Regions from separate parts of the Homo sapiens genome. Here regions 1, 3 and 4 are each linked to region 2. Evidence: chromatin loops called from intact Hi-C (ENCODE). Cell type or tissue: endothelial cell of umbilical vein. All regions are shown on one strand.

Region 1 (8,000 bases), 82 kb before region 2:
TACCAAAATAAAAAATAAAAATTAGCTGGGCATGGTGGAGAGGACCTGTAGTCTGAGCTACTTGGGAGGCTGAGGCAGGAGATCACTTGAGCTCAGGATTTCGACTGTAGTGAGCTGTGATCACACCACTGCATTCCAGCCTTGGTGGCAGAACAAGACCCTTTCTCAAAAAAACAAAACAAAACAAGATTTTATTGTTGAATAAATGGCCATTGTTTAATTTGTTTGTTTCAGGCTTTTAAAGTTAAGAGCTTTGGCTGGGGGCGGTGGCTTAGGCCTGTAATCCCAGCACTTTGGGAGGCCGAGGTGGGTGGATTGCTCGAGGCCAGGAGTTCAAGACCAGCCTGGCCAAGATGGTGAAACCCTATCTCTACAAAAATACAAAAACTAGCCAGGTGTGGTGGCATGCATCTGTAGTCCCAGCTACTTGGGAGGCTGAGGCACAAGAATCCCTTTAACCTGGGAGACGGAGGTTGCGGTGAGCCGAGATTGAGTCACTGCACTTCCAGCCTGGATGACAGAGCGAGATTGTCTCAAAAAAAAAAAAAAAAAAGTTAAGACCCTTAATTTTGTGAGCGTCAGTACAAATAATAATTCCAAAAGCAATAAACCAATCATCTTAGAAAGTTACTTTTTCTTAAATAGTATTGAGCAGAAAATATTTATCTCTAAAGGTATCATTAAACTATACCAGTTCTTGATAAAAATATATATATATATTTTTGAGACGGAGTCTCCTTCTGTCGCCCAGGCTGGAGGGCAGTGGCGCAATCTCGGCTCACTGCAAGCTCCGCCTTCCAGGTTCATGCCATTCTCCTGCCTCAGCCTTCCAAGTAGCTGGGATTACAGGCGTGTGCCACCACACCCGGCTAATTTTTTGTATTTTTAGTAGAGACGGCATTTCACTGTGTTAGCCAGGTTGGTCTCGATCTCCTGACCTCGTGATCCGCCCGCCTCGGCCTCCCAAATTGCTGGGATTACAGGCGTGAGCCACCGCGCCTGACCGATAAAAACATTTTTTAACTTTTAACGATACTTTTAAGTGAAGATCTGTGGCAAAATAAAATTGTTTTACTAAGAATTAGCAAATCAGTTATTTAACTTATCCATTCAATTTTGTTTTCTGCCAGGCATTGTGTTAGCTATTTAGGATTTAAAAATGGATTCAGTCATGGGCTCTGTCTTCAAGGACCTTGTGGTTTGGAATAGGAGAGAAAGCTATAAATCGTTCATAAAAGTGACATAGATCCTGTTGGGAAAATTTGTATATTGGAATCCCAAAAGGGGAGGTTTTTCATTTGTCAGGGTGTTAAAAATATTATGTAAGAGTCGATTATTAATTTGAGCCTTGTAAGAGAAGGGTCTTTGTCAGGCAGTAATTCTCAACAGAGAAGGCATTACATTCAGAGCCAGGCATTTTTAGAACATTTTAAATAGTTAAGTGTGGGCAAAGGATGAGAGGACGGTGTGAGACAGTTGGTTGAAGAGGTAAGAGGGATGGAAAGGTTGGCCTTAAACTTATTGAAAGGTCGGCTTTAAACTGATTCACACGGGGAGCCTTTGAAGGATTTTAAGCAGACAAGTAATTTGAACAGATTTTCACTATAAGTGGTTCTTGCTGTATTGCAGACTGAGTTATCCCTAACTGGAAAATCTCAAATCCAAAATCTTCCAAGATCCAAAAATTTTTGAGCACCAACTTACTGTCCAAAGGAAATACTCACTGGAGCATTTTGGATTTTGGGGATTAGGGATGCTCAGCTGGTAAGTATAATGCATATATTTCAAAATCCCAGAAATGTCCAAAATCTCAAACACTTCTGGTTCCAAGCATTTTGGATAAGGGATACTCAGCCTGTGTATTGAGGATGCATTTAAGGAAGGTAAGAGAACTGCATTTCTAGGAAAAGGGTAAAGGAGGCCTTAACCAAAGCAGTAACACTGGAGACAAACAGGAACATTAGAGATTTAAGGAGAGTATACTTAGGATTTGGTAGACTATTGGTTGTAGAGGGTGAGAGAGGAGGCAAGCATACGAGTGACTTATTACATTTCTAGCTTGAGTTGATTGAGTGGATCGGAGAGACAGAAGCATGAGAATTATAGTGAAGGAGAGGGATCCTCAGATTTGGGGGGGCCAGATATAAAATCTGTTTTAGAAATGTAAGTATGCAGGCCCTGTGACCATCCAGTTGGATATATTCATGTGGGTCTGAGAACTCAAGTCTAGGTTCTAGTTATAGATATGGGAATCATCAGATTTAAGTGGTAGTGAAATAGAAAATGTAGAGTGGGAAGAAAAGAATCCAGGAATAGAACTTAGCAAAGTACCAGTAAATAAGAGGGATTAGTGACATACTTTCTTCATAGTGATAGAAAGATATAAATGTTTAGATCCACAAGAAGCATATCTTCTGTTTCGGAAGTAGAAGGCAAATATATATGTGCGTTTAATGGAAACATTTTTACTCAACAGCATGTAAATAAATACATGTAATAAGAACTGTAAAAACATGATGAACTAAATATAAACTAAACTAAAAAAAATAGCTAAAGCCAAACTAAAAGTAGCTTGGGCTTATATAATGAAGGGAAACTTCTTAGATAACTATGTCTTCTGAGTAAGGTTTAAAAAATATTTAAAAATTATTTTAAAATTATATACTTTATATATATATATATAAAATACACATATATACATACCCCACTAGAAACACATGTGAATCAAACAAAATCAGGTTTATAATTTGCAGCAGTGTGAGACACGGCACATCATGTGGAATCTTGTAGCATCTCAATAAGAGGGCGTTAAAAAGGACTTATGGGACTTGAGTTTATGTTAGGGGATTTGCAGAGGGTTAAGGAAGCAGGGATTTGCTCTGGACTGGATGCCATCAGAAAGCAGGAGTCATTCTGTGGTTGGGTATCTTAACAATTCTTATCTAGAAAGAGGAATATAGCAGGGCTAAAACTAGAAATTGTTAAACAACTTTATTAGCCAGAAGAGGGGAGTGTTTGATCATTTCTGGTTTGGACAGTGTTCTTGTTTTTGTCTCTGTTCAGATAAGGTCACAGAATGTTCTTGTCTGATGTTAGTGTTCTCTGAAATTGTTTATGTTCAACAGAACACTCTTGGCCTAACAGATAGTGCCAAGACAGCTCCTGACTGTGAAGGGCTGCTTCTGTCTTTCTCAGTATATAACAGTGATAAGTGAAGAGAAGAATTTAGCAAAGGCTTAGAGGCAGAGACAAATGTTGGGTGTTGTTAGGAAGTGCTCTAGTAAGTCTGTATTGGGAATACACTAAGGACAGTAATTAAGGAGGTGTAGAGGGGTAGTAAAGTAAGGAAAAACCAGGTCGTATATGGTTTTAATTGATAAACTTTGGAATATCCTTCATGTAGATTCCTTAACCAGGTTGTGGTATGATGAAAATAGTGTTTGTGGACAAAACTCCCCCTTAATTGTTTAATGAACATTTTACCTTGCCTATAAGTCTATTTCAAATAACTTTATTTTTCTTAAAAATGTTTGTCCAAGCCAGGTAAGGGGGCATGCACCCGTGGTCCCAGCTACTTGGGGGAAGCTAAGGTAGGAAGATCACTTCACCCCAGGAGTTTGAGGCTGCGTGAGCTAGGAATGAGCTATTGCACTCCAGCCTGGGTGACAGAGTGAAACCTTGGTTTTTAAAAGGAAAAGAAAGGCCGGGCACAGTGGTTCATGCCTGTAATCCCAGCACTTTGGGAGGCCAAGGCGGGTGGATCATGAGGTCAGGAGATCGAGACCATCCTGGCTAACACGGTGAAGCCCCATCTCTACTAAGAATACAAAAAATTAGCTGGGCATGGTGGCACACACCTGTAGTCCCAGCTACTCGGGAGGCTGAGGCAGGAGAATGGCGTGGACCCGGGAGGCAGAGGTTGCAGTGAGCCAAGATCGCGCCACTGCACTCCAGCCTGCGCGACAGAACGAGACTCCGTCTCAAAAAAAAAAAAAAAGAAAAGAAAAAGAAAAGAAAAAGTTTGTCCATAAAATATTTTTACATGGTTATAATTTTAATTTTATTGTTATGATATATAAATATTGTGATTTATATAGTATTTCGTATATATAGATAAGATGGAGTGAAAGGAAGAAAAGAATAAAAAATTTGAACCTTGATGATGACGAAATTGAACTGTATCTATATGTATAGTTTCTCAGTTGCCCAATATAATATAGTACCAACAAAAATATGTAACACCCGCCCCCCCCCGCCACACACACACGTTATTTCTATGAGATAGCCTGAAAGTTGCAATATAGACCTGACTGCTAAAATGATAAAATGTTTTCAGGTTGAGAGGTTTGACATTTGGTGATGATGATAGAGAATAATGATGGTAGAATTTCTAATGGTAAGAAGCTCATACTTGTACTGAAATCAGAATTTATAATCTGCACATGGCCGGGTTCATATCCCATAAAAATTAGTCTTAGCACATTAGCTAAGGCTGACACTTCCGGGTTTATATGCCTAGCATCCCCATTAGTGTTGGTGTCACTCATGGGAAGCAGCAGTAGCCTTTTTTCCTTAATTTATTCCCTTGTGCCTTTTTGATGAGCTTGTCTTCTTCTACATGCTTTTGAAAAGACTGTCTTATTTATATACAATAATAAACTGAGGAAAAAAAGGTTTCATTATTGGAAAAGCCTTATTGTTGAAAGATTGTTTTAAACCCTTTTATGCTGTAAAATTAAGTCCTTTTGTTATCCATTTAACTTGTTTTAGTCATAATTAGAATAGTTTTAGCTAAAATGTGTAATACTGATCAAACCATACAATAACAGAATATTAAAATAAACATACCTAATTCAAGACCCATGTTTTTAAGAAGTGTTTCATGTTATAAGACCCCACAAGGTTAAAACCAAGAAATAATTGAAGTTCATTGCAGTAAAATTTAACCTATTATGTAATTGAAGTCCTGTGACTATATTTTATTCATAAAGCATAAAGTTCAACTAAAAGAGGGATGTAAATCTGTTAACATTTTATTATCATTTTGTTTAGATTTTTCAGTGTTAAACAGAACATACTTAACAATGAGCTTATTCCAAAATAATTTAGGATTAGCTGGTTTAATTTTATTCTTTGTATAATAGTTTATTGTTAAAATATAGACAATAATAATTTGTGATTTTAAAATTTGTTTACCTTCACCATTTATATTTAACTACTTTTTTCTCTCCGTACTTGCCAGCTGTGTCATGTTACAACTGCCTATATAAAAAATTAATTTCTTCTTGTCCATTCATTTCCTCTTAGAATCCAGTATCATTTATCATTCACTGATGTTGACATTTAAAGTCATTTTTATATTTAGATAACCTATTATTTATAAAAGTAATGATGGCCATTTAATGAGTGAAATATTTTATTCCAAATATATTTTAATGTCATCAAGACAGTTTACTTACACATTGGGGTCTAAAATATTTAACTAAAGTGAGTAAATTATGTATAAATTAAGTATGTATGTACGGTAAACCAGGTAATTTTTTGGGTATTGTGCATGACTAAGGATCTTTGTCATTTTAACTATATTTTTATTACTAGACTTAAATAGCTTGTAGAAACTTCTTAAGTAATTGAAAGGCCAATTGCAAAGTAAGAAAATGATTTATAATGTACAGACAAAAGATTTAAAATCCTTGCAGTATATAGAACTTTTGAGAATTAGAAAAAACAAGCATCGTTATCGAAAATGGGCAAAGGACAGGAATATGGAAATTCATGAAGATATAAATATAGAAATTAAAGAACTGAAATTTGAAAGCAACATTTAGTAGATGAAAGTTTGGCAATGTTATTATTTTATTTATTTATTTATTTTTTGAGGTGGGGGCTAGAGTTCAGTGGCATGCTCATAGCTCATTGCAACCTTGAACTCTAAGGCTCAAGAGATCCTCCTACCTCACCCTCCAGAGCAGCTGGGACTATAGGCCTTTGACACCACTTCCAACTGATTTTGTGTTTTTTGTAGAGATGGGATCTTGCTATGATTCCCAGGCTGGTCTTGAACTCCTGGCCTCAAGCAGTCATCCCACCTCAGTCTCCTAAAATGTTGGGATTCCAGGCATAACCCACCTAACCCAGCCTGTTTTAATGATAATACCTAATACTAGCAAGGTTGCAGAGAAATAATTTGTAATGTATATCAAAAGCATGTAAATTAGAATGGATATGCACAAAGATATTTATTATAGCACTTACAACAAAGAATTAGAAACATGTTCATCATTAGGTGATTAAATCATGAACATCAATGTAATGGCATGTATATTGTGTAGCCAATTTAAGTTATTTGTTTGTTTTACCCTGTCTTATGGTGCTGAACAAAGGAAGTTCTTTTTTTTTGGAGACGGAGTTCGTTCTTGTCGCCCAGGCTGGAGTGCATTGGCATGATCTCGGCTCACTACAACTTCTGCCTCCCGGGTTCAAGTGATTCTCCTGCCTCAGCCCCCGGAGTAGCTGGGACTACAGGCATGTGCCACCATGCCTGGCAAATTTTGTGTTTTTATTAGAGACGGGGTTTCTCCATGTTGGTCAAGCAGGTCTTGAACTCCCAACCTTAGGTGTGATCCGCCTGCCTCGGCCTCCCAAAGTGCTGGGATTACATTGTTAACTGTATTCAGAAGTTCTTTGATTTCCTTGGCACTCCTTTTGAGGACCACCAGGGAAGGGGAAAGCTGAGCACATTTCCATTCTGCTTCAACCAGAATGTTTTGTCTCTATTTTTTTAATACAGAAGTTTCAAATAAGAGTTTACCTGCAAAAATGGTGGGGGAGGGGGCACATTTGGCTGCTAAAACCATGGTCTTAAAATGTTCAATTCTATGCATGTTATCTTCCTAAATGAAAAAAGTATAGTATGAAACATTGGGTATAGAAGGAGCCATGTTTAAAAAAACAGTTATATCTCCATCTCTCTGTGTGTATGAAAAAATGCAAGTTTTCTATACACACAGTTTTTTATAGTGGTAACAGAGTGGTAAAAAAATAAAATGGTCACAGTAGTGTGGTGGGATTTCAAGTTGTTTTTTACTTTCTGTTTTTCTTGTCTATATTTTCTAAAATGAATGGGTAGTATTTGTGACGATTAGAAAACAAAGCAATAGCAGTCACTTATAAATACCTTTAAAATGTTGGCACATTTCCATGCAAAATTCTATTTTAATGCTGGTCTGGTCAGAACTAGTTTTGCCTGTCAAGACTAATTGTTCAAGAGACCTTTTTATATAAAAGAGCTATGTTGTAACTGGATTTCTGTTGCACTAGTGTTTTAATTTAATAGGTAAAATAATTTAAATAATAAAGAATAAAAATTTAAAATATTTATTAAATTAAAAAAATAGAAAATCCTTCCTTAACCTAGAATAATAATCACTAAATATAAGATTTACTATATGCCAGTTGTTCTAAGCAGTTGACATATATTCACTCATCTAATTCTTACAACAACCCTAATTCAGAATTACTGTTATGTACAGAAAGCTGAATTAATATGACCAAGGTCACACTACTGATTCAAACTACCTTAGATGTTACTTTTGTATTCCGAGTTTCACCTCGTTGAACTCCAATTCAGACAACTAATTCTTTTAAATTTTAAAAATAGTTTATAGATGGCAGATGTGAAAACATATATATATTGACATTTATGTGTATATTTTATGTTATTTGTATTTTCAGTTTTTTAAAATCATCTTGTTAGAAGCCTTTGACCAACAGCTGTTGTTACTTCACTCATTGCTACCATCATATGCAGATAGTAAACAAGAAGATCTTCTAGGTTGATCAGATGCCCTTTCTTATTAAAATATTTTTGAAGTTTTGTCTGTGGTAGCTTTGACCCTGAGTTACTATGTATATTTTTAAGCAAGCTGACTACCACAATTATGTGGGGTATGAACAGTGTCTACATGCTCTGCCTGTGGAACACATATAAATCATTTGGC
Region 2 (8,000 bases):
TAGAGACAGGGTTTTGCCATGTTGGCCAGGCTGGTCTCAAACTCCTGACCTCAAGTGATCTGTCCGCCTCAGCCTCCCAGAAGTGCTGGGATTACAGGCATGAGCCACTGCACTTGGCCTATTTTATCTTATTTGTAATGCATGAGAAAATATCCTTTGTGCCATTGGTTCAGCATTTAATAAAGTACTTAGCATGAATAATTTTATTTTTTATGTTGGACTATGGGAATATATAATAAAGTATGAGTATAGTTTTCTTTGTATGGTCTTTTGTGTGAGACTATGTCCTTATATTTCTTAAGCATATAGCTAAAAATGGACACACATGATATTTTTATGCTCACATCACAATGTAAAATTCATTCCAACTACAAAGGCAAACTGATGTGGAACAGTGTGGAGGGTGAACAAAGGGGACTAAAATCATGTATAGCTTGTATGGAGTATATAGTTGTGGTATAATTTGTGAGCTGCAAGGTAGCTGAACATTTCTATTTTGGTGTCAGTCCCTTGGGAAGGAAGGGGTTTCATAATGGAGAGTGATCTGTACTCTTAGTAAGAGTGATTGACACTGAATGATTAAATAGAAGAGAATATAAATACCACTCCTCCCCCTTTTAAGGCTAAGCACATAGACACTAAATGCAAATCTTTTCAATGTGGAAGAAAGTCTGGCCTAATGATAGCACATATCAGGAAAGCCAAGGGGGTGAATTAACTATGCAGATCAAAATGTAAGGAAACCAAAATTATATAGCATCCTTAAAAATAACTTTTATAGCCCAAATCTAATGGTAAATGCACAGATAGAGGGTAATTGAAGATCCCATTTGTGAAAGTAGAATACTGACATCAGGCTCCTGGTCAATGAGTGGGCAAAATGGTTCCCTGAATTGGATAACACAGTGCATACCACGGTGACTGATAAAATTGATGTGTCTGCAGGAGAGCCAGCCCTATTACTGAAGCCTTTAACCTATTTTCTGTCTCTTTGAAAATGAGCTCCTGAGTGGAAGTTATCCTCAAGGAAGTGAATTTAATTCAAAAGAAGATATTTTATAGATGGGCAACTTTAATTTAAGAATTCACTTATCTATTGTAGAGGAGAACTGTGTGGGAAAATATATTATTATAAGTAATGTGGTTATATTTTTCAAATATGTCATTTTTTAGTGTTATTTTGAGAACCTGAATTTTAAGCATTAGCAAGTAAACTTTATTATTTAATCTTACACTCTCTTAGAACATATGGCTGAAACAATATTGAATCTGCACTGTAATACTTTATTAAGATATGTAATTATACAATGAATAATTTAACTACAACATGTGATTTCTTGTTTTTTTTTCTCTTTTTGAAAATATGATTCAGTCTGTCCTAAGATAAATACTTGTTAATCATTGCAAAGAATAAAAGCCCATCTTATAAATTCATTATTCTAAAGTATATAAGGTAATATTGCTAACTGGAGAAGCAGGCAATAGTTACCCTAATTTTTGCCAATTAAAAAATTCACTGTTCAATTTATGCCAGGAGATAAAATACTAAATATCCTATATACACTGCTTAGTAGGTTGTTAGTACCTTAGTAGTTTGTCTATGAAATATAAGGTAGAATAAATTATTAAGTTTGATGTTCTCACACACATACAAATATGTCATCATAATTCACTTCTTGTTGTGAGTCTGGACTTAAGCCAATTTTCTCAGTTAACACTTTTTTTGTTGTTGTTGTTGGAGATGGAGTCTCACTCTGTCGCCAGGCTGGAGTGCAGTGGCGCAATCTCGGCTTACTGCAACCTCCGCCTCCCAGGTTCAAGCAGTTCTGCCTCAGCCTCCCGAGTAGCTTGGGACTACAAGCGCGCGCCATCATGCCCAGCTAATTTTTGTATTTTTAGTAGAGGCAGAGTTTCACCATGTTGGCCAGAATGGTCTGGATCTCCTGACCTCATAATCCGCCTGTCTCGGTCTCCCAAAGTGCTGGGATTACAAGCGTGAGCCACCGCCACCCAGCTAGTTAAAACATTTTGTTATTATTTTTTAAAAACATTATAACCTGGCTGGGTGCAGTGGCTCACGTCTGTAATCCCAGCACTTTGGGAGGAAGGGGCAGGCGGATCACTTGAGGTCAGGAGTTCAAGACCAGCCTGGCCAACATGGTGAAACCCTGTCTCTACCAAAAATACAAAAATTAGCCGGGCATGGTGGCACATGCCTGTAATCCTAGCTACTCCCGAGGCTGAGGCAGGAGAATCGCCCAAATCCGGGAGGCAGAGGTTGCAGTGAACCGAGATCACTGCACTCTGGCCTGGGCAACAGAGAGAGATTCCATCTCAAAAAATATATATATATAACCTGTTGTTCTTTGTGCTTCATAAATGAGATTTATGGAGTCATAAATGTATTTGGAAAATAAAATAGAAAGCTCTTAAAATATTTCATTTGGAGACAAGTCATTAAACAAATTCTGTATTTAAAATCAGATTTAACACCTTTGGTAAATATAAATTTTTCTTAGTTTCTTCCACTAATGGTTTTTTTGTTACTTTTAATATAAAATTTTAGAAGAAAATCTGATTGAACAAATATACCTCTGAAAAAATTTTCTTGCTTAGCTTTCCTTGCCAAGCTAAAAGCTGAACTTTCAAACATCTAATACAAAGCCATGTCCCCAGTGTGCATTCACATATTATGGACGGATTTCCATTTATTTTAACTTAAAAGAGATCACCCTAAAAGAAAGCTAATTTCTTACAAAAAAGAAAAGAAAGTTAACTTTTCTCATCATTGAACTAGCATGAACCTTTATTAATTCAATCTAAGTATTTAGAAGCTTTCTTTTTTTAGCACTGTTCTGATTCAGACATTTACTCTATTGCTCTAAAATTACTTGGTAATTTGCCAGATATCATCCTGACTTTCTGACTAGACTCTGACTTTCTTATATATCAAATTTCACTGCATTACTTAATTTTATACAAAGGAAAAAAATTTTTCCAGTTTAGCTGGTTTCTACAGTCAAAATAATTAACATTCAAAGAAGTGTTAAACTTTTAAATTTGGTCTAAAATTTTGCCAGTTTCTGAGTGAATTGCCACTTTGTATCATGCCAACAGCTGTATTTCTACACTCTTGTTTTTAAAACTGGCTTGTTGTTTTTTGTTGAATATTCGCTGCCCTCTAGTGGGCTTAATGGTTCTTTTAAAATGACCAGATAGTGTCAAATTTAAAGGAATCCTTTCTATATGGAAGTGATTAAATATTCTTACATGTTTTAATACTCTTGTTTTTCACTGTGTTTAGTTGTGTCTCACACAACTAAGTTTTTAACCTCACCAGAACATTTTGGTGATGATAGTCTTTGAACCAACAGTGTAACCAGTATAAACAATGATAAATGCTTTTAAGAAGGCACATTAAAATAAGCTTATCTCATTGGTAGTTTGTGTGTTTTCACATTTTAAAATGTGTTTTTGGATACATGCTGCCTACTTCTAAGATGTTTTCATCTTTTTTCCTTGTAGATGCTACAACTGTGGTGGCCTTGATCATCATGCTAAGGAATGTAGTCTACCTCCTCAGCCAAAGAAGTGCCATTACTGTCAGAGCATCATGCACATGGTGGCAAACTGCCCACATAAAAATGTTGCACAGCCACCCGCGAGTTCTCAGGGAAGACAGGAAGCAGAATCCCAGCCATGCACTTCAACTCTCCCTCGAGAAGTGGGAGGCGGGCATGGCTGTACATCACCACCGTTTCCTCAGGAGGCTAGGGCAGAGATCTCAGAACGGTCAGGCAGGTCACCTCAAGAAGCTTCCTCCACGAAGTCATCTATAGCACCAGAAGAGCAAAGCAAAAAGGGGCCTTCAGTTCAAAAAAGGAAAAAGACATAACAGGTCTTCTTCATATGTTCTTTCCTTTACCCGGTTGCAAAGTCTACCTCATGCAAGTATAGGGGAACAGTATTTCACAAGCAGTAGCTGACCTGGGATTTTAACTACTATTGGGGAACTGTGAATTTTTTAAACAGACAAATCACTCTAAGCAAATTACATTTGAGCAGGGTGTCATGTTTTATGTTAATTCAGAGAATAAGATACTATGTCTGTCAATATGTGCATGTGTGAGAGGGAGAGAGCCTGAGTCTGTGTGTGTACATGAGGATTTTTATATAGGAATGTAGACACATATATAAAGAGGCTTTGTCTTTATATATTTGTGTATAGATCAAAGCACACACCCTCTCTCATATAATTGGATATTTCCAAGAATTGAAAACCCATGTGAAGCATTATAGATAGTTTTAAATTTAACCCACTGGAGTTTTCTTGAAATACCACTTCTTTTATATTATATAAAACTAAAAACACGACTGTTACCTTTTGTGTGAACCAAAGGATACTTCAGATCTCAGAGCTGCCAATTATGGGGTACTAAAGGTTTTTAAGACATCCAGTTCTCCCGAATTTGGGATTGCCTCTTTTTCTTGAAATCTCTGGAGTAGTAATTTTTTTCCCCCTTTTTTGAAGGCAGTACCTTAACTTCATATGCCTCTGACTGCCATAAGCTTTTTTGATTCTGGGATAACATAACTCCAGAAAAGACAATGAATGTGTAATTTGGGCCGATATTTCACTGTTTTAAATTCTGTGTTTAATTGTAAAATTAGATGCCTATTAAGAGAAATGAAGGGGAGGATCATCTTAGTGGCTTGTTTTCAGTAGTATTTTAATATCAGCTTCTTGTAACCTTTTCCATGTTGTGAGGGTTGTAAGGGATTGTGTGGCAACAGCAGCTTCCCTTGGCTAACTCAATCTTCTACCCATTGCTTAGAGCAGGGAGCCCTCCTTATTTACTACTGAAGACCTTAGAGAACTCCAATTGTTTGGCATATATTTTTGGTGGTGGTTTTTATTCCTCCTGGAGAGTTATCTAATTTGTTTCTAAAACAAACAAGCAGCAAAGAAATGAATTAAATACTGGGGTTGAGAATTAAAATTAAGTGGATGTTCACAGTTGCCCAATATATATGACCTGCAAATGATACGAAAAAGTGCAGCATTTAGTGGCAGTTAACAAGAGTGACAAGCCTGGGGCAGAGGTACCAAACCTCTCCCACCAGAGAGCTAGAAGTATTTTATACAGTAACTTTGATCTTATGGAAGTGACCTTCAATGCTTATTCTGAAGTAACCTATATGGTGGATACAGGATGAACATTCAGTGCCAGGGAGAATCTTCTCAGGTTGGTTCTCGTTAGAGTGATAAACTGGCTAGGGGCCATAGTATTGGTCCTGTTAGGTTTCGGTCATGGAAAAAAAAATTATTTTGGGGTCATCCTGGCTCTAGATGTTATGGGCAAATTTCTGAAACATCTGCAAGAAGGTACCAGTTAATTATAGTGCTTAATATTGGGAATAAGATTAAGCATTATAATTATAATGTATGGGCCTGTTGGTGTAAGCTCAGATAATTAAATAAAAATAGCATGACTCAAATGAGACATATTCTGCTGAACAGTTTCTACTTCCTCTCCCGCCTGTCCTGTCATGGGAGACGTGTATAGTTGCTGCTGTTTCAGCAAACCACCATAAGACGAAAATGCCTCAGGTTGGGTTGCCAGTCCTTTACAACTCAGCTTGAATTTCACAACAGTGATTGTGAGAATCTGCGTGGTATACACTGAAATATCGGTGTGCTGTGATGCAAAGCTTACCTTTGACGATATTGAATGTGATATAGCTGTAGAGAAGTACTTCCTTGCCTTATGTGAGGATTTCAAACTTATTTAAATTATGTAGACAAATCAAAGTGGCATTGCTTAATTTTTAGCAGGCATAATAAGCAAGTTAACAGTAAAATGCAAAACATGATAAGCGTTGCTCAATTTTTAGCAGGTATAATAAGCAGGTTAACAGTAAAAATGCAAAACATGATAGATAAGTCACTTTGAAAATTCAAACCAAAGTTCCTTCACCTTATGGAAATAGGAAATTATGGACTTCAAAATTGGACACTTCCTGTTTACAAAAAGAAATTCAGAGCTAAAATCATGGTAAAAAAAAATAGAAACACTTGAGAACTATGGTCTTTATGGGTGCAATTTGAAATCCTTTTCATCATCTTACCAGACTAAACTAAGAGCACATACCAAACCTATCTTATGGTTGAAAGTTGGGGTTTATTTTTTATATGAGAATATTATCACTATTACATAACATACTCAGGACAAAGAACTTTGCTCAGGGAACATACCATGTAATATTTTTGTTGTTTCTTTACAGACTAGTCTACAGTCCTGCTTACTCAAAACAAACCAAATAACTTATACCTTTATATAAGTATTATGTACTGATGATAGTAACTACCTCTGAGTTTGACACAGATCAAAATTTTTGAATATCAGATATCAGTTATCCTATTTTTATTTCATGTGAAAACTCCTCTAAAGCAGATTCCCTCAACTCTGTGCATATGTGAATATCACTGATGTGAACACATTGTTCATTTACATAGGTAAAATATTACTCTGTTTACAGCAAAAGGCTACCTCATAGTTGATACATAGCACACCTGTATGTATGCTGTTCCAGCCTTACAGGTGGCTGATAATTCTCTGGTACAGAACCTTTTTATCTGTATTATAAATAGCAATTCACAACTGCATGTTTCTGACAAACACTTGTGAATAATGAAGCATCTCGTTTTAGTTAGCAAAGTCTCCAAACATTTCCTTAAAATAATCATGTATTTAGTTTAAAGAATTATGGGCACTGTTCAACTTAAGCAAAACAGAACACGGAAGCAGTCTTAGAAGCACCACTTTGCCCAGAGGTGGAGGTTGGAAGGGGTAGCAGGGAGAGGGGTTGGTGTATGCAGGTATTCATGCTAGGCAAAGAGTTTAAAAGACGCCAATGTCCTTCATTTACTGTCTGTGCTGCCCTGAAGCCAAGCGTATTGCAGCATTATAGCCCCAGGCACATAACTAACTAGCACTGGCTTGCCAAGGAATGAACATGCAATGCCATTACTAGCTATTGAGGGAAAAGGGTCTGTGTGAAGCATCACTTTGCAGGGATTACTAATGGTGGGGCAGCAGGTCTGTGAATTAAGTTATCTCTTGACCTCACCCTCATGTCAACACAAATGTAATTCCTAAACAAGATGCATTGCCAGTCTCTTAGCCCTGTAAGCTGATCTTTTGCTACATGGCAGACTATAATGAAAACATTTTTATACTTGGGTTTCTAGTCTTCACTAGAAGGCCTTGGATGTATTTTTGCAGTTGAAAGATTTAGAAAGATTTTTACCTGCTTATAACTTGGAAGTTTAGAGTGCAATGTAAGAAAAAAGATCAAGAAATGTCATGTTATTAGCATCAGTCCACCTCCAATATTGCCGATACTTTTTTTATTCTGGCTCAGTTTTATTTTGCACCAGTGCGGCCCCAAGTTACTGCTGGTTGTATTTAGTTTGTGAATAGGAGCCCATAAGTGTTAATAGACTTTGTAACATTCACTATAAGATGAATTATACAGGACATGGGAAATCTCATTAAGTCTTAAAGTTAATTTAAATTAATTTATCTGTTTTCTCTAAGAAATGTTTATCATAAAATATATATGTGTATTTCCCCTTTGGTTATAAAATTTGGGAAAGTATGTACAAGTGCAGCTGCACTGACTTTAATTTTCTAGATGTCTTAATGAGATTTATTTGTTTTAGAGAAGAACATCTTGTTAAAAGCATCAAACTCTGTCTTACATAGCTGTCAACAGCCTCTTTAAGATGTGGTGGTTGTATGATCTGTGTCTTAATTGTTCAGTTAGAGTGAGAAGTTGACCTATGATTCATTTTTAAATTTTATATTTGGAACAAAGCTGCAAGTTATGGTAAAGTACTGTACTGTGAGAAGTATTATGATATTTAATGCATCTGTGGCTTAACACTTGTGAGAGTTACCAGCTTGAAAATGATGGTGTTGACTACCTCTTGAATC
Region 3 (8,000 bases), 140 kb before region 2:
AGGTAAAATAAATTATGACCATGGTCCCAGGTAGAGGGATTCACTTTTATAAAGAAATTGCCAAGGTTCACTTTTAGAAGGAAATTGCCAAGGTCAGGCATGGTGGATCACGCCTGTAATCCCAGCACTTTGAAGGGCCAGGTGGGCAGACTGCTTGAGGCCAGGAGTTTGAGACCAGCGTGGGCAACATGGTGAAACCCCATCTTTACTAAAAATACAAAAATTAGCTGCGTGTGGTAGAGCAGGCCTGTAATCCCAGCTACTTAGGAGACTGAGGCACGAGAATCCCGTGAACCCAGAAGGTGGAGGCTGCAGTGAGCCAAGATTGCACTACTGCACTCAAGCCTGGGGGACATAGTGAGACCCTGTCTCAAGAAAAAAAAAAAAACCTGAAAAGAAAAAGAAATTGCCAAGAGCCATACGTAAATGATAAATTCCTTTGTTCTTATGGCTTTTCATTCATTTCTAATCATGCTAACATACTCCTTAATGCTTAGCCTATCAATGTTCATCATCGCCCCTTTCGGGTACCTTATATGAAATAATACATTAAATATTATAATGTCCCATTTTTTATTTGTGTCACAGGAGCATGATGGCATGATGATAACTAGTTTGAAATCAAAAAAAAGGATGAACTCTTGAGTGCTGGGATACTAACCCTGGGTTGTGTTTTAATTTTTTATTTTCTGTTTACAATTCTTCTCAGGACTTTAAATAGGTATTGCATAAATATACATCACACTTAAATGCTGAAAGGCTTACAAAATACCTAGAAACATAGCTATTAAAAAAAACAGTTCATTCTGTAAGTGCATTTGTAAGCTCTACTCATAAATAAAAAATTACTATAATGCTTTAAAGTCAAAGCATATCACATTTCAGATGGTGATATAATTAATTGCTGTTTTTCATTTCTAGTAATCAATGTCCACATCTTTTTCCTCTAAATTATATTTGAAATCATAGTGTAAATTGATACAATGATTATAACTAAGAATTGTATCTGAAAGAATCCTCTGTACTACTTCGCAAAGTAATGTAAGAAATACTTTACATACTTGCCAGTGAAAAGGCATCTTTAAAGTAAGTGGTATTCACTCCACTAGCTCAATGGAAAGTTGAGCAGCCATCCAGGGAATTTGCTGAAGGTGGTAGCCAATGTGGAAAATTCTTAGGAGGGGTCACAACAGGATTTTGCTTCTGATCAGTTTGTCTGCATTGATCTCACTCCCAGGCCAGAGATGCTTTTTTCTAGACTGTGGTTACCCTTGATAGATACATTGGTTTCTTAATCCCAATCCAGAAATTGGAAGGGAGAAATGTATCATCACACAGCAACGGTTTGGAGATTTGCCTTTTAGTCATACAATAGTAGCCAGTGAACTGGCCTTTATTAGTTACTTTCAAATGAAAGTGTTTTCATTTGAAAAGTTTTCCACTTTTAATTTGATTTCCTATATTTTAAATTTTTGAACAAATTTTTAGTTTGCTGAAATATTTAATCCCTTTAGTCAGTTCCACAGAACAGTCCAGATTACAAGGCGATATTCGATTTTTTAGCTGGTCAGATAATGATTGACTAGTACTGTTTAGTTCTGAAAGTCTGATGAGAAACTACCCAAAGTATAAGAAAGAACTATAAAATTATCAGGTAGAAAATTATAGGAGAGAAAGCAGTGATATTTTGGGAACATATACCAAAATACCAAGCTAAATATGTGTATATATCACAGTATTTTTGGCCCCAGATCTTGTGGCTCTTTGAGTGATGATGATTAAGTTTGTATCATCCAATTTGACGTTGAGTATCTTATTGTTTAGGAAAAGAAACAGCTGACAGTAGGTTCCCCAAACTTCTGGCATTGTCTACCATGCTCACTGGATTCTGAAATACATGACTATTATTACCTTGAATTGTGCTGTTCGGAATGATGTCCAGGGCATCTGTAGTAAAAGAAAAGAAGACCTGGGCTTCAGATATGATTTTGTTACCTTCTTACAGTTTTACCGCACCAAGGTGTCAGGTTGGGGAGCAAGGAGTAGCATCGTCCCGCCTCCCTCCAGTCGCACCCTAGGGACCGCCATGTGAGCTTCCCTCCCAGACTGACGCTGCGCGCGGAGAGCCGGGAGTCACAGGCCCAGGCACTCGCAGCCTCCACCAGAACAAACGGCGGCAGCGGCCGTGCGCGCCCACGGCCTGCGCGGGGACGCGCTTCGGGGGTTCGGGGGCGCCCGCGGTAAAGCTCCACCGCGGCCGCGCTCGCCCGCCCGGCCCTGGAATGAATGGAAGGTTCAATCTCGCGCGCTCGGCGCCGGCAGCCAATGACGCGGCCGGTAGCGGCGGCGGGCAGGTGTGCGCGTGCCGCCGGCTGACGCAGGGCTCCAGTCGAACCGCCTGGTGCCGCCGCCGCGCCCCGCGCTCCCCCACCCGGCTCAGCCCCCTCCTCCCCGCGCCCCGCCACTCGCCGGGCTGCGGCGGCGGAGTGGTGGCGACAGCGGATTCCGTGCCCGGTGGCCGCGCGCCGCCCGGCTGTTCCGCGTCCCCTTGCCGGCTCACAATGTGCTGACCCTCCCGGCCCCGCCGCGCGCCTCACAGGTCTCTCGACCTCCGCGCTCCCTCAGGAAGTGACAGACTCCAGGCCCCTTCCTCCGCCCCGTCCTTCGGGACTGAACGCCACACACGTCCTCACACCCTCTCCCCCTCTCACACCCAGGCTAGCGACGCGACCATGAGGCCCCGGAGGTAAGCAGCCGGCCCCGCGGCCGCGCGAGTGCGAGCGTGGCCGGGTGTGCGTGCGGGTGCGGACGCCGCTCGCGGTCCCGAGTCTGGCACGTGAGCAACGTCGAGGGGAGCTCCGTGCTGAGGAGCAGGAAGAAAAGAGGAGGCGCGAGCGCCAGGGAGGGGCGAGGACTGGGCACCGCGGGGAAGTGACAGGTCTCGCAGCAAGTTGCGGTTCGGAAGCCGGCGCGCCGCGTCTTTCCTTCGCCGGCCCTGATTTATTGCCCCGGTGCTGCCGCTAAGACGCGGGCAGTCGATGTACTTCCGGGTTCACACCTTTCTCTCCCCGCTCGGTGCTGCTGGGTCGGCGCCCGGTGTGGGCACTGCGTTGCCACAGCGGCCGCCCAGGCTCGCCGCTGCGGTTGCTGCCGGGCGGCCAAAGCCGGCTTGGAGCGGGAGGGCGGGGCGGGGCAGGGCGGGGGCGCAGGCCACGCGGGGGCGCAGGGCGCGAGGGTGCGGCGCAGGCTGGGGTCCCGGCGGCGGGTCCTCGCGGCCGGTGCCGGCTCGTCTGGGACGCACGGGGCCGCGCCGCCAGAGGGCGTGCGCACCTCCCTTTCGCGCTCCGCAAGCCGAACTGCTTTGTACCGGGCAGGCGTCGGGGATCGTTTTTGCTTTGGTATCGGTGATGTAAATTCATGAATTAAAATTAAGGATTTTGAAAAGAACGGGGAAGAACGCACTTGGATTTAGGTTGTTTTTGAAAAGGAAAAACCAAAGAGGAAATGATACGTTTGCAGGAGCATTAACTGACTACTGACTGGAACATTGGATGCGGGTGCTTTGTGAAGATTTGTACTCCAAAAACTTTTTTTAAAAATTGCACGTTGGTAAATATTGAGTGTTTTCGAGTAAAATCTAACAGTATGTATTTAGTGCCCTTATTGCGGAAATTTCTTAAATGTAAGTAATAGTAAGTCCGCCATTTTGAATTGTTTCATGTAACACAGAATGAAATCTTAGGTGCCTGTGTTTCCTTGAGTTCCCTTCAGTTCTTTGTGGGTTTGTTTTCATCCGTAGGTTTTTAAGGTTGCCAAGTGTCACTGTTCATGGAACTAAATTCTCCACTGTAGATTTTTATACCTATTATTGTTAATGCAAGGGGAAAATAAATTATACTCCTATTCTATTGTAGTTTTTTATTTATCGATCACAAATACTGTGGAAGTGAAAATTACACCTGACAACTAGTATTAGAATGAATTTAAAACGTTTTACAACATTGCTGGGAAAATATGACTTAAAGTGATTTTTAATCAAGAAAATATTAATGTTTCTTTTTTTGGTGCTGGTTATTACCATATTTACTTAGATAATGCAAAAGTGCTTTTTTAAAAAGCACATTTTTACGTCCAACAATAAGTATAAAACATCACAGTTTTATGAAAGCTTTCAGGGAAGATTTGAAAGTTAAGGGTGAATTCTTGGAAATATATGCCAATTTGTATGAAAAAATAAATTTGCTATGAAATTTATGCCTTTTTTTCTTCTGCTGTGAATTTGCATAGATTTTATAGAGGAGTCATATGATAAATTAACAGAAGAGAATGTAATAATCAGTATTCCATTTTCAATAATAATTACACCCTTGTCCATCTTAGGGAAGGTTCTTGCCTGCCAAATTATTTATCTTTGCATGTATGAAACACAGCAATCCAGTGTGCTTAATTTCCTACAGAGCTTTAGAAATGAAACTGACACAAGGCCTCTTCTACCAATGAATAAAAAAGTTTTATTTGACTTTTCCATTTTACAAGTAGGATCAGCTAATCTTTGCTTTACAATATAAGGTCATAAAAATTTAAGGAATTGGATCGGGTTGTAATGCATATTGGTTTTTGGTAACTTTATAGGTGCTTCTCAATAGATCTGGAACTAAATGATTCAATAATTATATTCTCATTAATCCTTGTCAGACTGTATGGTGTCTTACTATGTATGTTCTCTGCTAGACTTCAGAAACAATAAAAAGTTTGTTGTGAAATTAGTCAAGATTTAAATTTAAAAATCGCTAGGTTGTGAGGCGAGGTATGTCAATCTTATACTTTGTAAGGGAAGCAAATCGAGATTTAAAATAGTAGTGCTCAAAGTTAGTCTTCAGAATAACTTGTTTTTAAGTTTATTGCACATATAAATCCCAAAATACGGTGAATTTAAGTTTGGCTTTTTTTTTCCGGTTTACTCTGAAGAAAGAGAAGATTAAATAGATCTTACCTGCCTAAAAGTTTGATAATGCTTGGTATCTGATCTGGTAACATGATTAGGGTTTTGTGACACACTGCTGTCATAATTTACAAATCATGATTAAAGGAAGAAAATAAGTTATTAAATAAAACATGTATGAATAACAGTCTTCAGGTGTGAGTGATGTCTCTTTAAAAATAATTGAAGCGCTAGGCACAGCTACCAAATTTGGGGACTGTATTAGCAAGTTCAGGTCAGGAAATGATCTATAAACATTTATCTTAATCCAAAGTTGCATTGATTTAAAAAATGAAACATGGGCATACAGGGATGAATCAATTTAGAAGTAATTAAATTATTGATTATGAAAGTGGCGTTACAAATTTTTGGACAACTAAAGCGTTTTCTTATTAGGTATTTTTTAATAGAATTTAATTTTCTTTTAAAATTCTCAGATACTCAGTTTTTTTTGTTTAAATACTTTTGAACCTGTACCTTATTTCCTTGACTTTTAAAGGGACTGTATTTTCTTTACAAATAACTACTGTTTTTGATGAACCACAAAGTAAAGTATTTCTAGCTTGCCAAGAAGAACAATGGAAATTCTTTACATTCAAATACTTCAGGTTGATTTATATGAATAAGTCTTCGAATATATGAAATACAGAATCTCATTGTTTTGAGAAACTTGCCCACCATGTACTTGTATACATGTACATTATTGTGTTGGATTTCTCTGACACAATGATGCTCGACAAAGTCGCTGGCCACAGTGCTGAATCAAGACAGCCATATTGGTCCCTGCTAAATCTGACTGAAAACTGTACAGTACACAGAAATTGTGTAGGGATTCAAGTAGCATCATGACTATAGGAAATATATGCATATATATTTCATAAATTTTTTTTTTGCTTTTCACCTAGTTGAATTGGAATCATCAGAAATTGTGATAGAGAAATGTTATCCCTGAAGTATATTAATTTACTGTGTAACATTGATTTTGAATAATGTCAGTAAAATCAATAGGATCAATGCTAGAGGTTTTCTCTTTCTTTGAAAGCTGCCACTTGCAGATGATGACAAGATTTTAAAAACCCGTTTAAGCAACTAGTTATTTAACTCAAAAACTGTACAGTTTTAGTTGACACTACTGGTAAGATAGAGTATGAACTTGATATTTGCAATTTTTGATTTAGGTTCATATTCTGGCACTATCAAAACCAACATCAAAATATGTGATATCAAGCTTAAATTAGAAATCATTCATGAAATAAATTACACTTAAAAACATTAAATAATTTAAAAAATAAGAATATAAATTTTGAAATTATAATGATATTGACCTGTCATTTGGGGGAAATTTTCTATTGTTTGAAACAGGACAAACAGCAGGCTTTTACTGCTTACAATATTACTGTGCTCTACATTATATGAAATGAGTACTAGTATGAAACCATTGTAGAAATTACCTGAAAAGTAATGTTGTAATACATTTAATATATCAGTAAAAAGTACTATTTTAAGCATAGAACTTTGACATGATTCTTCTAAAAATAGAATGGGTTGATATGCAGGATCATCAAATTAAGGGTCAAAGGTGACAAATCAGGACAAAGGGCATGCAGCTCATTTTCAAGCAACCAGTTTCTAGTTTTTTCTTAGCGGAACAAAAGCTTAATTATATGGAAAAAAAGACTTGATGTTGAATGGCCAGTTCTAATGGTGGAAAAACATGTTTACAATTTTCTAGATATTTTGAAATCAGTATTTATTTTACAGACTTACTTGGAAAGGCAAGAGCCGAAATGCTACTTTTATGTTTTTCAAACATTTTTCTGTGCATCATTTGTTCAGACTTTACAAAAACATTTTAACTAAAATATTCTAGACTGTATAGGTTAAAAAATAGACATTTTGTGGATTTAACATTTTAGAAAAAATCTGTAAATTATGTGTTATCTTTTGTATTAGTCTGTTATAATCTCCTCTGTTAGTTAAAATCCTATTATTTTTATTTGCTATTACATTTATTACATCAGTAAGTCACCCAGTGTTGTAAGGATGAGTAACTTGTAAAGTGTCTCTTTATCTTTATTAAAATGTTAATTGAAAATATTTAGAATACACAAAGTTCTCATTTACTTGTTAATCTCTGGTGATGATATAAATTTTGAACCATTAATAATGTTGTATATTAAAACTTAAAATGTATGTCAATAAAATTTCCTTGTTATTATTGTAATTAAAAGAAGTGTTCAGTTTTACCTAGAATCATTTTTGTTTACTGTATCAAAAAGCCACTTTAAAGTTTTGTCTTAAAGTTATGGTGGGCCTTCAAAGTATATGTGATTACCTTTTTTAAGGCAGGAATTTTGCCATTATTTTGATCTTTTTGATTTGAAACCACTATCGCTTTCTTTTACTTTTCTTCAACGTGATCTAACAGTGACTGGGCTGTGAGCTCGATTACATAAAGTTATTATTTCATATGTTGGAAAATACAAACACATTAGCAAAACTAACTGTGCTGTGGCTCAACTGTGTTATAGCTTACATTTAAGCTAAAGAATTGTGTTTGCCAGCTGCTATCTGTGCCATAATATTGCCTTTAAACAATTTTGAAAATATGCCAGTCATCTTAAATTATTACTCATTTGTTTTTATTTTCCAAAATAAATTCTTCTTATTACAGTATTTGAAGAGAATGATAGAGGTGTCCATATCTTATATGAAACAAATAAAATTTCTATTTGTAATATGGTTGAGAAAATTAAATTTATCTCTGTGATTCAGCAGTGCCAAAAATACTACCCTCTGATTTAAGGTTGAGTGTTTCATATGATATATTCTAAATTAAATTATATACTTTATAAATATAAGAAATAATGCAACTTTGAGATTTTTTCCTAATATAAAATTTTCTGTTCTCTTGATAATTGTAAAAATATTTCACCGAATGTGAAGCTTGTTTTCAAACTCCAATAGCCTAATATTTTTAAACTGTAGAAAGTCATGTGTAACTATTTCTCTTACTTTT
Region 4 (8,000 bases), 290 kb before region 2:
CAAATAAAGATTAATAGTTTATAAGTGGTACAGTGGTTAAACAATCCCTTCATCCTACACTATTTTAAATATTCTTATTGAGAATGATTAGCTATCCTTCTGCAAATAAATATAAAAGTTTATCTCACTTTTTGAATCTGACATGATTACAGAATGCTACAAACTACACCATGTGCTACAGAAAGACTCACCTTTAAAATATTTCAAGGAAAGAAATAATCTTTCTTTTAAAGACCGCCATGGAAGGAGATTATACAACCATATTTGGAACCTTAGAAAATGTTTGAACTATTCTGCCAGGAAATTCTTCCCAATTATTATCTAACAAATACCTTCACTGCCACTTTCAGCCTTTCTTCAGATTTCTGTAATATTCTCTTTTTGAAAATATTTTACTTACTGAATTTGCAAATAATTAAATCACCTCAGGCCTTCATTTACACGTTCAACCAAAAAGCAGAAAAACACAACAAAACCAACAAAACCACCACTACTACAATCAACAAAAACCTAGTTCACTCACTCAACCAGTACTATGCACTAGGTAGTCGGGTTAAGTACAATGTTTCCTTTTTTAAGAGAAATTATACCCTCCTTCGAAGTTAAAGTAAGCATCCCTCTCACCCGTAATGAGGGCTCTTCCATACTCACAACGGTTGACAGATTTGGAGTCCCTGAACTGCTTAAAGAAGGGCAAGAAGCACCCAGCTGCCATAAATACTGACAGATACCTTCACTGAAAATTCTAATCATGATCCAAGTTGAAACTATAGTTTCTCTTTATGAGCAAAACACTGAACCTGCTGTAGAAGATGAAAAGAACTTATGTCAGCAAAACTATTTAGCTTTATATCAGAAAATGAACTTCTGAAATGGAAAGAACAGGTGGTGATATAAAACTGCTTGAAACAAAAAGAAAAAAGAATAATTGGCCTCTAAATGAGAAAAGATAAAACCTAGAAAATCAACACACTGAAAGGAGGTAAGGCCTAACGCAAGAAATGACACAGGCTGATCATGCAGATGAGCACTGAGTCTAAACCAACAGTGATCCTATTTTCAAATATTGACAATGTGTAAAAAATGAAAGACAAATTTTCAGTGGTGCAGAAATAACACCAAAGAAAAAAATGGATATGTGTAAAAGTGACAACAAAGATGTCGAAAAGCCAGAGTTTTTAATAAAGGAACACAGCAAATAATTAGAAGAATGAGAAAAAAAATAAGATAAGTAATAAACCACATTGGACCTTTCTTTACTTTTCTCTCTTTTCTTACCTTTTATTTCTTCAATCATACATACATTAAAACTAAATCCCAACCTTGAGGTGAGTTTACCTAGGAAGTTTTCTCTTTGAAGATCTATTCAGAAAATTCATTCTTCAATCACAAAAAAGAATACTATGAAAATAACTTTAATTTCTAACTATGGTAGCAGCCACCAACAAAAAGGATTCAAATAAATTTTAAAATTAAAAATAAACCATTGCATACTATATCTGATACTTTCTATATTCATAAATAATAAAATACATTAAATAAGAAACACCATACATACCATTTGTTACCGAACAATGAGTTAATTACTACTGAAAATATTAGCAGGTTTCTTGGTACTGTGAAAATACTGCTTCATTCATTATTATTGAGTGATCCTTACTGAAGAATTATATTCTACATATAGTAACAATGATATGCCAATCATACATGATTTATAAGCATTTTAAGTCATATTTCAAAATATACAATCTCGAGCTTACTGAACGATTTTTTAAAATTTCAAGAAGTGCTGAAATGAGGAATGAATTTGGCAGAAAAGTATTATTAACTTAATGTTCATTCATAGTACATTGATATCCTGTTAGTCTGACTATTCTTAACCTAATGTCAAATGCCACAACCCACAAGATAAGATCTTGAAGTTAAAAGTTTCACAATCTTTCTTGGTTACCAAAATTTCCAAATTGTAAGTCTATGAAACCATTAATAGTCACAGCTTACTATTCACAAAAAAAGAACACAGCAAGACTCAGGAAGCCTAAATTGTCTTCCCCATGTTCACTGTGCTTCAAAAATAAAAATGATCTTCTCCTTCAAATGCTCCAAATTTCCCAAGGCACTAGATAAACATCTCTTAATGCTGAAAGAATGGCTATGTGTTAAGACTAACTTGAAGAACTTCTAAAATAAATCAGAAAACTAATAACAGGATGTTAAACAATTTCACCTACTAAAAACACATGGCCTATAAACCCACTCATTCTTAATGGAAAACCCATTAGTTAATTTGAACAATAAAGTAGCATTAGAGTACCTTGTTAATGAAATGGAAATTAGGGATCAATTGCTACCTCAGACAAAATGTGGTAAGAATTAAAATGGTATTTCCAGTCTAACATCACAGCAACTCAGTAACTAGCAAAGATTTTTACTTGAAATCACCCCCACAATGAACAGGAGATCTGATTCCCATGGATGACAATGTACAGTTTCTATTTTTATCCTTGTAAATGGAAGGGCAGATCATTTTGCCAATCCCCAAAGATTCCATGTTTCATTCATAAAACTGAATGAAAAGAGACTAATAAATTCTTTAACAGTTAATACTTATTAATGTGTTTAAAAACTAGCTGAGTTTTACAATTAGTGTTTTACAAAATGGAAGTTCAAAATTTAAGAGAAAATAAGTGATGAGAAGAAATAGTAGTTGTCAATGCTGTAGAAAGCAGTACCTTAAAAAATGAAACAAAGATACCAACAAAATTCTTGAAATAAGAAAGTATTTATATATTATATATATCATAGACACATGACAAAACATAAAGTCTGGGTTCTATTTTTTAAACATAAGCTAAAAAGGAAAAACAGATATCCTTTTCTACTCTATTATGTCTGTATTGACTGTGTAGGTAGAAAACTAACATTTAAATCAATATTTAAATCATTTAAATCACCTATAGAGAGGCTACTTAACACATATTTTCTGATATTAGCTAACAGGTAGCAGATCGAAATTTTAACCAAAGAAATCAGACAAAATTAAATATAATCTAACCCAATTTGAATAATATTGACCACATCTATACCTGATTTGATTTTATATTCATCATTACTGATGAGTAGAAAGTATGAGTCAAAGTCAAATCATGGGTAGATTCCGTCACTAACAAAGTGAGCCACGCCAGAACACATTAAAAACAACTTTGTGTGATATGAATGTTTGAAGCAGTAAAGCTTGCTTAAAACAGCCCTGACAAAAAGAGTAGGTCAATAATGTAGATCAAAATTTTACAAAGACAGTAAGTCGTCACTCCTAACTAGAGCTCAAGGAAGTGGTACGTGAAAAGCCACATGAATTACAAGAATGCATAACTTCATTCTTCCAGGAGGTGGCACAATAAGAAAAAAAAAAAAGAAAACAAAAATACACACTCAACGTGCACACACACACATACATATATGGCTAAAAACTGTCCTTCCTAGACTGATTTTTTTAAAGAGAGTAAAACAGATGGACAGACATTCATACATAACCTTTCTAAAAGACTACCATATCTATTCTAAGTATTAATCTACTAGTGTCAAAGTTCTTGCAAACTTTATTTTTACCTTTTTGCAAAAATTTTCCATGTAAGGAAAGAATCATTTAGTATAGAACACTAGTTTAGCTTTGAATTTTAGAGACAGCAAAGCTTTCAATCCTAACTAGTTTTCAAGGAAGTGGCACATAAAAACATTTATATCACTTTTTTGATAAATAACCTATATTTTATACTCAAACCATTGTTTAAAGAAATGTAAGTTGGCTGGGTGCAGTGGCTCACGCCTGCAATCCCAGCACTTTGGGAGGCAGAGGCAGACAGACTGCTTGAGCCCAGGAGTTCGAGACTAGCCTGGGCAACATGGCAAAGCCCCATCTCTAACAAAAAATACAAAAATTAGCCAGGTATGGTGGCATGCACCTCTAGTCCCAGCTACTGGGGAGGTTGAGGTGGGAGCATCACCTGAGCCCAGGGAGGTAGAGGCTGCAGTCAACCATGATTGTGCCACTGCATTCCAGCCTAGGCAACAGAGTGAGGCTCCGTTTCAAAAAATAAATACATGAAGAAATAAAAAACACAAAGTTATTAAATTACACATTTTTCTAAAATCTGTTACTTTAAAATGTCACCCAAAAAAACATTAACAAGAGCAATTATAGTCCTATTCATTTTGTTTACTTCATAAAATTATAATTTAACATGAGTAGCAAAACTCCCTTGGTTTTTACATGAATCTTCCAAGGACTTCATCCATATGTGCTTAGAAAGGCAGCTGAAGCAATACAAAATATTTTAAGAAAATATCTCAACAACTCTTCCTTGCAGTTATCTCAGGAATTAACTGTCAGCAAACCCAGTAAATGAAAGTACCTTACTTTGAAAACACATACAGACACACATCTAACACACATATCATATTAAAATCTAAATAAAAACTGTGCATTTTATTTCCTTACTAATAAGAAATACATTTCTTTCAAAAGCATGGTGGCTGCATATTACATTAAAAACCTATAATTTAATAAAATTAATTTTAAACACTAAATATCTCTACCCTTAGAATAAAACACCAATGGAATAAAAAATTTTATTTGTAAGAAAAATACAGAAAGCTCACCAACTTGCTGTTGATTAGACAGAGTTGAGAGGAGAAAGGTGTGCCTAATTTTGAAAGTGATATGGGTATAAACCAAACTTACAACCTGTTCATGAGCTTTCTGATTAATGAATGCATGCTTTGTCAAATTCATCTCTTTTACGTCTATCTTCCTAACAATGCCATATACTTTTCTCACCTTGAACACCTGGCTTCTTGGAGTTTTATTCCCATTGTAGCCCATATCAATTCCATTACTGGGGGAGGATGGACCAATTCGAAAGACGTGACAAAACATTCTCACAATCCTTAAAAGGCTCTTCATTTGAGCATCATAATTGCTAGAGAGGCTGAAAATAAAAATTAAAATATGAGATTAGAGTAAAACAAATTACATATTAAAATACTTATTTTAAAACATTTTCATCCCACTGACCATCTGTTTCATATTATAATGTAACTGGAGTACAATTCCTTTCCTATCATGATAGGAGATAGAACAGTTTAACAGGAAGTTACATTATTTAACTTGCATATAAATAAATTACTATTTCTTAAGCACCCAGAATATAACCAATGATCAAAGCATAAAACATGAAGAAAATCACTCCTTTAGAATAGTTGGTTTCTTGTGGCAACAACTTCAAGGCAACTCCTAAATTTTTACTTTCAGAAGTATATTTGTAAATTAAATTTATACTTTAGAAGTCTGTATTTCACAGAGAAGCAATGGTATAAATCATCATATTCTTAGGCCAACCCACAACTGTTTTAACGAAGAAGCTAAACTAAACTCTGCCACTATATCCATAATCCCATATCCCCTTCCCACCACAGAATAGTAACAAATTATTCACATATAGAACATTCACAAATTGAAAAATTTAAAAGTTGCTATCTGCATTAGGTTTGTTCTCTACGTAACGGGCTGCCTTATGACTATACACAAATATAGGAAATATTTGCCTACCATGAAAAAAGAAAAGACTAAAATTCAATTAACACTAAATCATATTAAATTAACATAAACTCACTTTTACTGATCAGAAAGCCCTTCAGAATCCCACAGTTACCTTGGTATTGGTCAACATCATGAATACCAATAATTACCTTTCCACAGAAAAACTGTACGAGTTAGGCTAAATTTGTATTGAATCTAATAATATATCTTTAAACACAGTATTTTTGTTGGTTGATGGTGGTTTTATTTTGAAATCTCTAACATCAGTTATCTTGTATCACAAATGTCGGAGCAAAGCAAAGAGTTGCATGAACTTCTGCGCAGAACAGCAGGATTAACTTTGTATGTTGGAGGCCAAAAGGGTGAAGGTCATGATCAACTCAGTATACCACTGGAGGCTATATGAGTAAACAGCCAACTGTTCTCATAAATGCAGGATGCTGGCAAACTGAAAAACTGCATCTGCCACCCAGAAGGAATGCTGAGGGCAGTCACGACCCAGGCATAAGTATTTCTTGTGATTAGGTACATCTGAAGCCTGTTAGCAATAATATGAAGCTGTGATCAATCAAGCAGCTGACCAATCATTTGCTCCTCCTCCCTGCTCTTTCTACCCAATAAATACCAAGGGCTGCAGAAGCTCAAGGTTGTTGCTGCCTTTGCTCATTAGAAGCACGGAGCTCTCTTCTTCCCCGGCCCCTTCCTTTAAAATAGTTGCTTTTGCCGGGCGTGGTGGCTCACGCCTGTAATCCCAGCACTTTGGGAGGCCGAGGCAGGCAGATCACGAGGTCAGGAGATCGAGACCATCCTGGCTACACAGTGAAACCCCGTCTCTACTAAAAATACAAAAAATTAGCCGGGCGTGGTGGCAGGCCCATGTAGTCCCAGCTACTTGGGAGGCTGAGGCAGGAGGATGGCATGAACCCGGGAGGTGGAGCTCGCAGTAAGCCGAGATCGCGCCACTGCACTCCAGCCTGGGCGATAGAGCGAGACTACATCTCAAAAAAAAAAAAAAAAAAAATTAATTTCCTAACTCAAACCCCTATCATTGTAAAATCCTCGCCTTTGGTTTATATGGGTATATTCTTATTCAGTGTCTTACTTAGCATATAGCTATGATTTCTCTGTTCATTTCCACATTGTTAACTACCTTTACTTTCAATCATAAATATATAGAAAGGACGATAAAATTTCATTTCAATATAAACATAGCATTATGTGCAAACGCCTCAGTAAATGTTTATTATCTTTAGCAAATATTCCTGAAATCAGTTAGATAATAGGCTACAAATTTTTCCAAAAGTGTGCTGGATAACACCTTAGTTGTCACTAATTAACATATATTTGAATCAGTTATTTTCTTAATGAAAATTTCTATTAAAACAAGGGTCAACATTACTTCACATAATGGGTTAAGAAACATAAAATGATTCACAAATAAACACAAATGAGATACTCTACAAAAATACCATTAAACATAAATCAGCAGGGGGAAACAATTTGTATTTGAAATCATCTTAAGAATTACCTTTTTACAGTACAATAAATTCTAACTAATAACCAATACTCACTACCAACCCCAACAATGAGATATTTACAGGCCAAAAATGGCCATAAAAATAAGATTCTATAAAGCACTTGGAAGGTAGCACCATAAGTGGTGAGAGAGCACAGTTTAGCAGAGTAATTTTTTAAAAACTACTATTGTTTTGGTCATGGGTTCCTTTTTCCTACCCTGTTTCTCCTGTCCCACCAACCACCCCTGTCATTTTTAGAAGCTAGATTAGAACCTAGAATCCGCTATTTACTAATGAGGATATAAATCCAGGTTTATTTATTAGCTTGGCAAATCATTTAACTTCAATTTTTTTACATGTAAAATGGAGATAACATCTAAATTATAAAGTTACTGTAAGGTATAAATGAAATAATATATTCGAATGCTCCTTAGCTTGGTACCTGCTTAATAAGTGATGAAGGTAAACTTAAAAACATAGATACATCAAAACATAAATGCTTTATAATTACTGTGGAAGTATATATAATATGACAAATATTTAAGAAGAAAAAATAAGTTTTCTAATGTAGGAAAACAGGTTAAATGGTATTATAGGGTACTTAAAATTATAACCATCATCACCTCTACTATATACTGGACCCACTGTTTTGCATTTTACAGAATTATCTTATTTCACTCTCACAACTCATAAAGATATTGCCAGTTTCCAACAAAATGGAATAAAATCCAATAAAATCCTGATTAGACTGTAATTTCAACATAGAGATCTTGTCTGTTTTATTCATGATCACCTCACAGATGGCCTAATGGATGGTACGCCCTCAAAAATATGTATTTGGCCAGGCGCATTGGCGCACGCCTGTAATCCCAGCACTTTGGGAG

The links. Peaks named below come from ENCODE experiments on the same cell type or tissue, not always from the same donor. Only the 100,000 strongest peaks of a DNase experiment are listed, where the experiment ranks them.
Region 1: it touches region 2 in a loop (15-fold over the local background); 25 of 110 quality-filtered maps call a loop at or near these places.
Region 3: a loop joins it to region 2, with 17 times the contacts of the local background. A loop is called at or near these places in 24 of 110 quality-filtered maps.
Region 4: it touches region 2 in a loop (18-fold over the local background); 36 of 110 quality-filtered maps call a loop at or near these places.

Annotation. Positions count from the first base shown.
Region 1 is chr6:104,993,299-105,001,298 of GRCh38, forward strand. All of the region lies in intron 2 of LIN28B (lin-28 RNA binding posttranscriptional regulator B), which reads left to right. Among named protein-coding and RNA genes, the nearest start is that of LIN28B, 40 kb to the left of the region's middle. In endothelial cell of umbilical vein, no CTCF peak of the experiment used is centred here; a DNase peak (open chromatin) is centred at 3,063.
Region 2 is chr6:105,074,889-105,082,888 of GRCh38, forward strand. LIN28B (lin-28 RNA binding posttranscriptional regulator B) reads left to right here. Exons shown (of 4, transcript NM_001004317.4): 4 at 3,526-8,000. The coding sequence ends at 3,895. Among named protein-coding and RNA genes, the nearest start is that of POPDC1, 58 kb to the right of the region's middle. In endothelial cell of umbilical vein, a CTCF peak has its summit at 3,183 (motif pointing left); a DNase peak (open chromatin) is centred at 3,163; H3K27me3 peaks cover 187 bases.
Region 3 is chr6:104,938,267-104,946,266 of GRCh38, forward strand. It overlaps LIN28B-AS1 (LIN28B antisense RNA 1), which reads right to left and starts at 2,261. Exons shown (of 3, transcript NR_046407.1): 1 at 2,112-2,261; 2 at 1,912-1,947. It also overlaps a transcript of LIN28B not described here. RefSeq lists an enhancer at 2,483-3,317. In endothelial cell of umbilical vein, a CTCF peak has its summit at 3,338 (motif pointing right); no DNase peak of the experiment used is centred here; H3K4me3 peaks cover 1,266 bases; H3K27me3 peaks cover 1,250 bases.
Region 4 is chr6:104,786,667-104,794,666 of GRCh38, forward strand. It overlaps HACE1 (HECT domain and ankyrin repeat containing E3 ubiquitin protein ligase 1), which reads right to left. Exons shown (of 24, transcript NM_020771.4): 11 at 4,838-4,988. Among named protein-coding and RNA genes, the nearest start is that of HACE1, 69 kb to the right of the region's middle. In endothelial cell of umbilical vein, no CTCF peak of the experiment used is centred here; a DNase peak (open chromatin) is centred at 3,395.